Regions from separate parts of the Homo sapiens genome. Here regions 1 and 2 are each linked to region 3. A link is a contact called in ENCODE Hi-C or POLR2A ChIA-PET data. All regions are on one chromosome and are shown on one strand. The core of a region is the stretch at or near the end of the contact, and the rest is flanking DNA. Distances in the headings are between cores, read along the strand shown. Region 1 has its middle 26 kb from the start of LINC01967. Region 2 holds the start of LINC01967 (long intergenic non-protein coding RNA 1967). Region 3 overlaps AZI2 (5-azacytidine induced 2).

Region 1 (3,028 bases), core at 91-2,590, 270 kb before region 3:
AGTTCTAAAAATCCAACACTATATTTCATCCCCTGGTCAGAATCCCACCACCAGCTCCTAGCTGATTTGCTGACCAGGTGTAAGTGGCACAACTGGATTCCAACCTCTCCTGCCTGAGTTTACCACTGTCTCATCTCTTCAGGTGCTAGAGATGCGTCTTTTATAGAGAGTAGATTTTTGAAATTGGATTCATCACAGTTATATTTTATGATTACTTCACACATATGATAACACCAAAAAGAATGTGCTCTCACATCACCCCAAGTTAATTCATAGCCCAGGGGTATATAATGTTATCTCCCCTACCAGATAGTCAGCATGTACCCTTCTGCTCCCTCTTAACAAACTAAGTCTTTAAATCTGTTTCTTAGTGAGTAGCCATAACACATCATAAAGGATCCCGGATATTTAATGAGATAAAAATAGATATGACTATACTTTTCTTTCAAGCCATAGCTAGTCTTCTTGTTCATAAAATAAAGCCTCATTTAGTGGCTGGTGCCTGTAATCTTAGCACTTTGGGATGCCGAGGTGGGCGGATTGCTTGAGCTCAGGAGTCCAAGACCAGCCTGAGCAACATAGCAAGACCTCATCACTATTTAAAATAACAACAACAACAACAACAAAACCTTTATTTAAAAGGAAAATAGTTTCTCTTTACAACTATATATCTATCTGATAACTTTTGATTTCTGAAAACAAGAAAATATAGTGATATACTGCCCTTTTGATTGCTATTTGAACATTATTTCAGTTTTCTTCAAAAGTAAGAATAGCTGGGTGCGGTGGCTCATGTCTGTAATCCCAGCACTTTAGGAGGCCGAGGCGGGTGGATCACGAGGTCAGGAGTTCGAGGCCAGCTTAACCAACATGGTGAAACCCCCGTCTCTACTAAAAATACAAAAATTACCCAGGTATGGTAGCACCTGCCTGTAATCCCAGCTACTCAGGAGGCTGAGGTAGGAGAATCGATTGAACCCAGGAGCAGAAGTTGCAGTGAGTCGAGGTCGTGCCACTGCACTCCAGCCCGGGTGACAGAGCGAGACTTTGTCTCAAAAAAAAAAAAAAAAAAAGTAAGAATAAATTCAATTTGGAGAAGCATTTATTTTGATTAAGTCAAAAAATTCTGTACATATCTTATTCTGTGTGTGTGTTAAGTGTGGGTTCTTAGCATTTGGAAGAAAACAAAGATTGCTGAGGGTAGGAGGAGGTGTCTCCTGTTTTCACAGAGATTTCAATGCTTGAGTCATCCTTGTCATTTTCAAACTCAACTGCTTAAAACTGAGTCACAGGGGTGGGGTGAAGTGGGGATTAAACTGAGTTTTGAAATAAATCTAACAACTGCAATAGGTAGTCACCCACAACAGTCACCCAAGGAGGCCACCTCACACATTGCTCCCTCATATACATTTTCTGGTTCTTTTCCATCACTCCCTGGAAAGAATGTGTTAGGCTGTGTTCACTTCCCAAACATGCCCTCTCCTCTTGGAAATGACGTGGTTACTAGCAAAACAACTCTAAATATTTGGACTTTTATAGCTTACCACCAATATATCCTGAGGTTTTCCATATGGAACAATAGTTAACTTATTAAAACCGTTGGAATAAAAATCAACCATTTTTTATTCTTATATCTCTGCATTATTGTGAGGAATAAATGAGTTGGTATTTGTAGGATAATTTGAGTAGGGCTTAACACAGAGTGTGTGTACTTAGTAAATGTAAATAATAAATGTCAGCTATTACTACTACTATCACTACTTCTACTATTACCATTGCTATCAGTGCCTCATTCAATCTCAGAGTGTTTCCTTGAAAATTAGACCTGTGAAGTGTGTTTTAGAACCCTGCTTCTCAAAGTGTAGTTCACACGGTCTGCAGACCAGCAGTGGCAGTATTACCAGGTAGCTTGTCAGAAACACAGAATCTTTAGTTCCTTCCCAGATCTACAGAACCAGAACTTGTGTTTTAACAAGATCCATAGATTGTTCATATATACATTAATATTTGAAAAGCACTCAGACAGCAGAATATTCTGGCTAATGGGATATACAGATTATCAATTCTCAAAGACTTCAAACAAGAATACAGCAAAAGAAACTTACTCTTCTAAATTCTGAGGGACAAACCTGAGACACCAGAGGTCTGCTTAAATGCCCTGTATTCTCAGGACACTCGTTGCTAAGAAGGGAGAACTGAAAGAATGAAGGCATGGTTATCACTAGTGCTTATTGACTATCGGACAGTTCATCTTGTATATTTCTTTGGCACCTCAAATATAATATGTCCAAAATCAAACTCCTGGACTCTGTATTAGGTTGGATTTTCCAGACACACATGCTGAAATAAAGATTCCTGTGACAGTGATTTATTAGAAATGTTTCCAGAAAAATCTAGTAAGGAAGAGGAGAAGTGGAACTGGAAGAGAAAGAAGCTAAGTAAGGAAGAAATGTCCAGTGAAAGCCTGTGGGGAAGGAGAAGTAATTGTGATTCAGTCACTCAGGGGACTCTGGAGATAGTGTAAGTCCTAGCAACACAAAGTGTGGTCTGTACACCGGCAGGTCGACATCACTAGAAAACATGCTAGATGTGCAAAATCTCAGACCCCACACTAGTTCTACCAAATTGAAATACGCATTTTAATACAATCCTCCAAGTGATTCATAGGAGTGTTAAAATTTGAAAAATACTGGTATATTTCATTATATCAAAGCAGTTCTAACTAGGAGCAAAGATGGTGAAGTATTTATATTCCATCGCTGTGTCAGTCTTTGGTTAAGGGCTGGTCCCAGAGTCCTTAATTTCCTTAGTAAATTCCCTTCCACTTTCTGCCCTCTGTGCATGCAGGCAAAGGAGTTTAAGCAGGCTGAGGTCAGCCCCTGGCAAGGAGACCCAGGATCTGGCTGCGCTCAAGTGTTGGTTAAGAGTGAAAACACACCAGGAACTTGTATGCAGGGAACTGATCTAGAAATCCTAGGAGATTAGAGGCAGAAAACAAACAAGGCTTGCTAGTCTCCATTTACCTTTT
Region 2 (2,761 bases), core at 217-2,716, 300 kb before region 3:
GCTTTTGGTGTGATATCCAATGCCAAGAAGCTTTTCCCCTATTTTTCTAGAGTTTTACAGTTTCAGGTCTTACATTTAAGTCTTTAATCCATTTTGAGTTGATTTCTATATGTGGTGTGAGATAAGGGTCCATTTTCATTTTTCTGTTGTGGACATTCAGTTTTCCCAATACCATTAATCAAAACTGCTACCCTTTCCTCATTTTGTGTTCTTGGCATGCTTGTTGAAGATCAGTTCAACGTGGGGTATGTAGATTTATTTTGGGGCTCTCTATTCTGTCTTTATGTCTATACATCTACTACTTAAAAAGGAAGCCAGGAAAGCAATCCTATTTATAATGGCTAAAAAAGGAACAAAATACTTTACCATTTATTATAAGTAAGTTCCTGAGGTATTTCTGATGAATCCGGCTCATCTTTTCTCTCCTGTCATAACTGCTGTCTTCATTCATGTTCCTGCACCTGATCCAATCATATGAGGTTTGTGTGTGTTTGAGTCAGGGTAGAAGAAGAGTCACGTGGTTTTCAAAAGTGCTGTGAATGAGCTGCTTCACTTAAAATGATAAATCTATAACATTAGATATAGAAGGCCTAGAACAAGCATGGGAGGAGAGGACCAGCCCAAGATAGAAAAGGGGACACAAAAGTGAGATTGAAGACAAATTTTCCTACTGCACATTCTTTCTTTTTCTTTTCTTTTCTCTTTTTTCTTTTCTTTTTTCCTCTTCTTTTCTCTTCTCTTCTCTTCTCCTTTCTTTCTTTCTTTCCTTCCTTCCTTCCTTCCTTCCTTCCTTCTTGTTTCACCCTTGTCACCCAGGCTAGAGTGCAATGGCATGGTCTTGGCTCACTGAAACCTCCACCTCTGGATTTCAAGTGATTCTCCCATCTCAGCCTCCCAAGTAGCTGAGACTACAGGCAAGCACCTTTGTGCCTGGCTATTTTTTTGTATTTTTAGTAGAGACGGGGTTTCACCATGTTGGCCAGGCTGGTCTGAAACACTTGGCATCAGGTGATCCGCCCACCTCAGCCTACCAAAGTGCTGGGATTACAGGCGTGAGCCACTGCGCCTAGCCCTACTTCAAATTCTTTAATAGCTTTGTATTGGAACCTTATCTCCATTCTATCTTCCTGGGGCCCAACTTGCTTAATGGAAAACCAAATCAGGAACAAATAGGACTGGGAGGAGTGGAAGTCACATCTTTTGTGAGCAGGAACAGATTTGAATGTGTGCATCCTAGCAAACATGGTGTCATTGTGATCTGTTGCTCTGTGCCATCCACATCTCTTCACTGTAATTAGCAGAAGAATCTAGAGTTTAACAGAAGCAGATCTCACTTTAGTGAGCCATGAAAACAATTTCAACTCTGCTTACCTTGGCTTCTTTGAATTTCAAGCAGAGGAGGTACCGCAGTCCATTTTAAGTGAGACCAGAATCTTCTTTCCTCTTGCTCATTCCTTTGTAAGCTCCTATAAAATAAAACCACCAGATTCCCAGAAGATAAAAATCCATTCTCTCCCTCCCCCTCACATAAGTGCATCCTCACGTATTCACAGGCTTCTGCAGATTTTAATAAGGTCCCCTGTGTGGATCTCTTCAAATACGGGCAAAATACTCAGAGTGAGAAAATGTCACATCTAATCAAGGGTGCTATAAATGCAGCACCCGTGGCAGGCGGACAGCTCACAAGTGGCTTGAACCAAATCACAGTCTTTCTCTGTTGGAAACCAAAATTGAAGAAACTCATTTTGGGTCTTCATTTTGGTTATTTCAATTAAATACTCAGGGTTTTTTTTAAAAGGAAAAGTATATTGGAATTGGGCAAACGGCATATCCTGCTAATGGTGACAGAACCTCAGAACTTTATTTCCTGGAGGAAAAAAAGTGTTTTAGAGACCAGTGAGTGCTCCCTTTAAACATAAACACCTAAACATAAAGGCACAACCACCCCTAGCTCCCCAATTCTTTCTGACGCTACATTTCTGCTTATATTACTGTAACTCAGTTGTCTTCACCCTGGAGTTCTTCAGTCCTATGGCTTTAAGTCAACATTCCATGTTTTGCAGATGTCCAGAGCTTCTCCCAGTATCTCTGAAAGGACTGGTTCAGGACAGTGGTTCTTAACCCAGGTGATTTTGCCCATAGAGGATATTTGTAAAAGTGTAAAACCTGTTTGATTGTTACAACTGGGGAGAAGAGTGGTGCTAGAGGTAGAGACCTGGGTTGCTGCTAAACATCCTATGATGTTCAGGATGGCACCTCACAACCAAGAATTATTGGGCCCCAGATGTTAATAGTGCCAAGGCTCAGAAACCTTGTCCTAGGGATTTGTATTTCTGTTTAGGCAATCTCCATCACAGCCATTGCAGGCTGCTTCTCTCTTATCATGAGGTTCTGTCTGCAGGCCTTGGCTTGGACCTGAGCCTCTGCTAGTTTCACTGACTGCAGCTCTGAGATTTTGTCCTGTCTCTGTGAGATGCTGCTGCCACTATGTTGATATCAGTAGAGTGTTGAGTTAGGAAACATTACAGTCCTCTTTATTAGACTTGCCCTTCATTCCCCTCTCACATAAAGGTCTCATAGCCTTTGACTGAAGTTTTGGGGTCAAAGAGGGAGAGAACTGCAGAGTTCAGTCAAGAGAACAAATTAATATATATTCATTCAATTGTCCTTTAATTTAATTTTTCTCCAAAGACATTTCCCTGCTAGGACTTTCACATGGTCTGTCTTTTCTCCTGAGAACCTGCCATGTAACTTACCTCTC
Region 3 (2,803 bases), core at 230-2,729:
AAAAAACAGCCAAAAAAAAAAAGTTTTGTACAAATGCAATGGCCTAGAAAAAGACTACTTAAAAGCTATTATTTCACCACAGCCAGCACATTGGTAATACAGGTTTCTCCACTCCCTCCAGCTCAGCCTACCAGTGTGGAAAGGTAAGTTTATCCTTAGCTCAAGAAGGATGGCCAAGTGTAACTAAGGCTTGACTTCATGTAATTTTAGAAGAAACAGATTGAACGACATTATAAAATAAGTTCATTGTTTTTCCTGGGAGGGTGGATATGGATGGAGGAGAACTGGAAGTGTAGTGTTTGGCTTTGGAAAAAAGGTGATACAAAGGTCAGGAGAAAGGTGGTTCTAGTCTCATCTCTGTACTCCTCAAAGCAATGAGTTCTGTGTAAGGAGTGGTGACCTTGAGCCTACCACTGTCATAGGAAAAGTGCTAGAAAACTTATGTTCCAAAGCACCGAAAAATATTAATCAGCTAGGAAGGAACACAAGGATGAGCCATGTCCAAGTATGAAAAGAGCATTGCTCCTTTATTATTCTTTGGTAGTTCTATTTATCATGTAAACAAAGCTACATTGAAAACTCAATGCAGAATTACTCTGTGAGTCCCTTTATAGAGAGATCTTATTTGTACATTCAACCTTTGGTCTCATATATAACTCTGACCACTGGAAAACTCAAGGACAAAGTGAACCAAAAATTAAGCTGGACTTGCTAAAACACCATACTATTTTCCCTGATTTATATGTAACCAACTCTCTAAAAATGAAAAGGAGTTCTACATTCAATTTTCCTTCCCAAAATTTAACATTTTTCCTCACTAATAAACACTCCTGAGGAGAACTATTTATGACACAATCCTCTTGTGTCCTCTTTAAGACAATGTGAAATATAAATAAGTAATTTTAAACTAGATGGTGATAATCTTTTATAAAAAGTCCTATCTCATTTTTAAAAAGTAAATTTTAGGGCATTCAAATTTGTATCACACAACTTTTCAGAAATATACCTGTTATGTAATACTAGGTACAAATGTACTGATTTTTCTCCAAGGTATAAAAATAGCTTTGGCGAAAGTAGCTACTACTAGTTAACACAAAACTCAAGAAGTTAAATCAGTCAAGCAGTTAAATATGAAAGGCAAAGCAATGAAAATTTTTGTTTGGTTGAAGGGCATAAGGGGAGAACACCTAGTCTTCGTTGTAATCAGCTATATCCTTTATGGAAAGAAAAGCTTATAAGAAATGCAAAAACCCAAATAATGAATCAAAGTTTGTTTTCTTTTTCAAAACAACCTAAAAAGCTAGGTGTTTGGTGTATTCTGTAGCACTGGAATGAAAATTTGCTTTTGGTGTCTTTTTTTTTTTTTTTTCAAATATATGAAGTAGCTGTGGTAAAAGGTCAACTAGAGCAAACTTAACACCTCAGTCTTATACACATAAGCAACACTTGGCTGAGAAAAGCCACAAGGGGAAAAGAATACAGTACTGAAGAAAAAACACATCAGCAACACCTTTATGTGTGAAGTTGACCAGTATGAGACTGAAGCCAAAGCAGAGAATGGGTAGGCTGCGAATGTACTATATATACTTTGGCTTATCAATCTCTCATTTGATGAGATTTTGATAAGATATGACAGCTAGTTGCTCTTCAGGCAGTTTGGCTGGAATCAGTGGTTTCCGGTAAACAGTGACTTGCCTTTCTTGATTGCAGTTGAGGTTTTCAGTTTTCTTAGTAGTTCAGCTTGTACTTGAGTCACCAGATGTAAATTAGACATTTCTCTCTTCAGTTCCCAGTATGCATGCTGCATATTATCACTGAAATAAATTTTTTTACAAAAAGTTAATACTCATCATTCTTTTTTAGACAAAAGGGAATAACTTTAGAAATATGCAGATCAAGTTTCTGCTCCAATTAGTTTTGAGATGATGTAAACTGAAAAAAACAATTGAAAGATATTTAACTAGGGCATTAATAAGTGAAAAGATCTTGAAAGAATAACACTGTCCATCTGATATGTAGCAATTAACTATTATATTAAACGGTATAATAAAAATAAAATTATAACTGATAAGAGCTTCTTGCAGAGTCTCAGAACTGAGATTTCATTTTAGGCTGTAATGTGCAGCTATTAATTAGTAAGTAGTAAGAAATACATTCTTTATTTGCAAATCTGATTAAGAGTAAAGTTACATTCATTCAAATATGGATCAATTTGTATTTATCTTTTGATTGTTTTGACACTGTGAATTGAAATGATATATCAACTGCTGAATATATATCCAAGTCTACATTAAAATAAAATTTAGGTTTCATGCATTACATTCTTTATGTTTGACTGGGCTGTCTCATAATGTTGGTTCTAAACCAATGTGACATGACAGCACAAGACATGAAGAGCCAGATGATTTCCTGGTAAGGAAAAAGAAGCTAGAGAGGGAAGATTATATGAAACAGAAATAGAAACTTCAAAAATGCCTCTCCTGTTTTTATAATTAAAAGTATTTTACCTCAATTATCTAAGAAATTATAATTAGTGATTTTAAATCTAATTTTTATAGATTTTGTTTTCCATTAAACATTCATATTCAGACATTCATGATTTTCTTTTTTTGCTGCTTAATTGCCAACTAAATGAAATTAAAATCTTCAGCACATATTCTCATTTTGTTGTACAGGAATATCACAAAATATTAAATGTAAGACTAAATCTTATAACATTAAAAAAAAATTATTACCCCTTAGATACTAGTGTAATTTTAATAGTACAGAAATCAAACTAGACAAACGTGTCACCTTATGCTTC

What was found. Hi-C counts contacts between places; a loop is a spot of excess contacts on that map. ChIA-PET counts read pairs that join two places held with the same protein, here RNA polymerase II (POLR2A). Pooled maps may share reads with other maps.
Region 1: a loop to region 3 is called in a pooled map, with 11 times the contacts of the local background. The contact joins two enhancer-like sites. A Hi-C loop is called at or near these places in 1 of 37 single-sample maps with no recorded cell type and 11 of 50 pooled maps. POLR2A ChIA-PET finds 5 or more read pairs at or near these places in 4 of 52 experiments (OCI-LY7, T-cell, WTC11 and 1 more).
Region 2: a loop to region 3 is called in a map with no recorded cell type, with 2.3 times the contacts of the local background. The contact joins the promoter of LINC01967 here to the enhancer-like site in region 3. A Hi-C loop is called at or near these places in 3 of 37 single-sample maps with no recorded cell type and 5 of 50 pooled maps. POLR2A ChIA-PET finds 5 or more read pairs at or near these places in 2 of 52 experiments (GM12878 and WTC11).

Annotation. Positions count from the first base shown.
Region 1 is chr3:28,052,616-28,055,643 of GRCh38, forward strand. No RefSeq gene overlaps it. Among named protein-coding and RNA genes, the nearest start is that of LINC01967, 26 kb to the left of the region's middle. Within about 2 kb of position 1,341, at least 2 of the 41 ENCODE cell types and tissues checked have a DNase peak (open chromatin) inside an H3K27ac peak, as active enhancers do.
Region 2 is chr3:28,027,138-28,029,898 of GRCh38, forward strand. LINC01967 (long intergenic non-protein coding RNA 1967) reads right to left here and starts at 1,467. Exons shown (of 3, transcript XR_001740553.2): 1 at 1,372-1,467.
Region 3 is chr3:28,325,137-28,327,939 of GRCh38, forward strand. It overlaps AZI2 (5-azacytidine induced 2), which reads right to left. Exons shown (of 8, transcript NM_022461.5): 7 at 1,696-1,814. It overlaps CMC1 (C-X9-C motif containing 1), which reads left to right. Exons shown (of 4, transcript NM_182523.2): 4 at 1-6. Among named protein-coding and RNA genes, the nearest start is that of ZCWPW2, 22 kb to the right of the region's middle. Within about 2 kb of position 1,480, at least 3 of the 41 ENCODE cell types and tissues checked have a DNase peak (open chromatin) inside an H3K27ac peak, as active enhancers do; they include GM12878, where a contact is called at or near this core.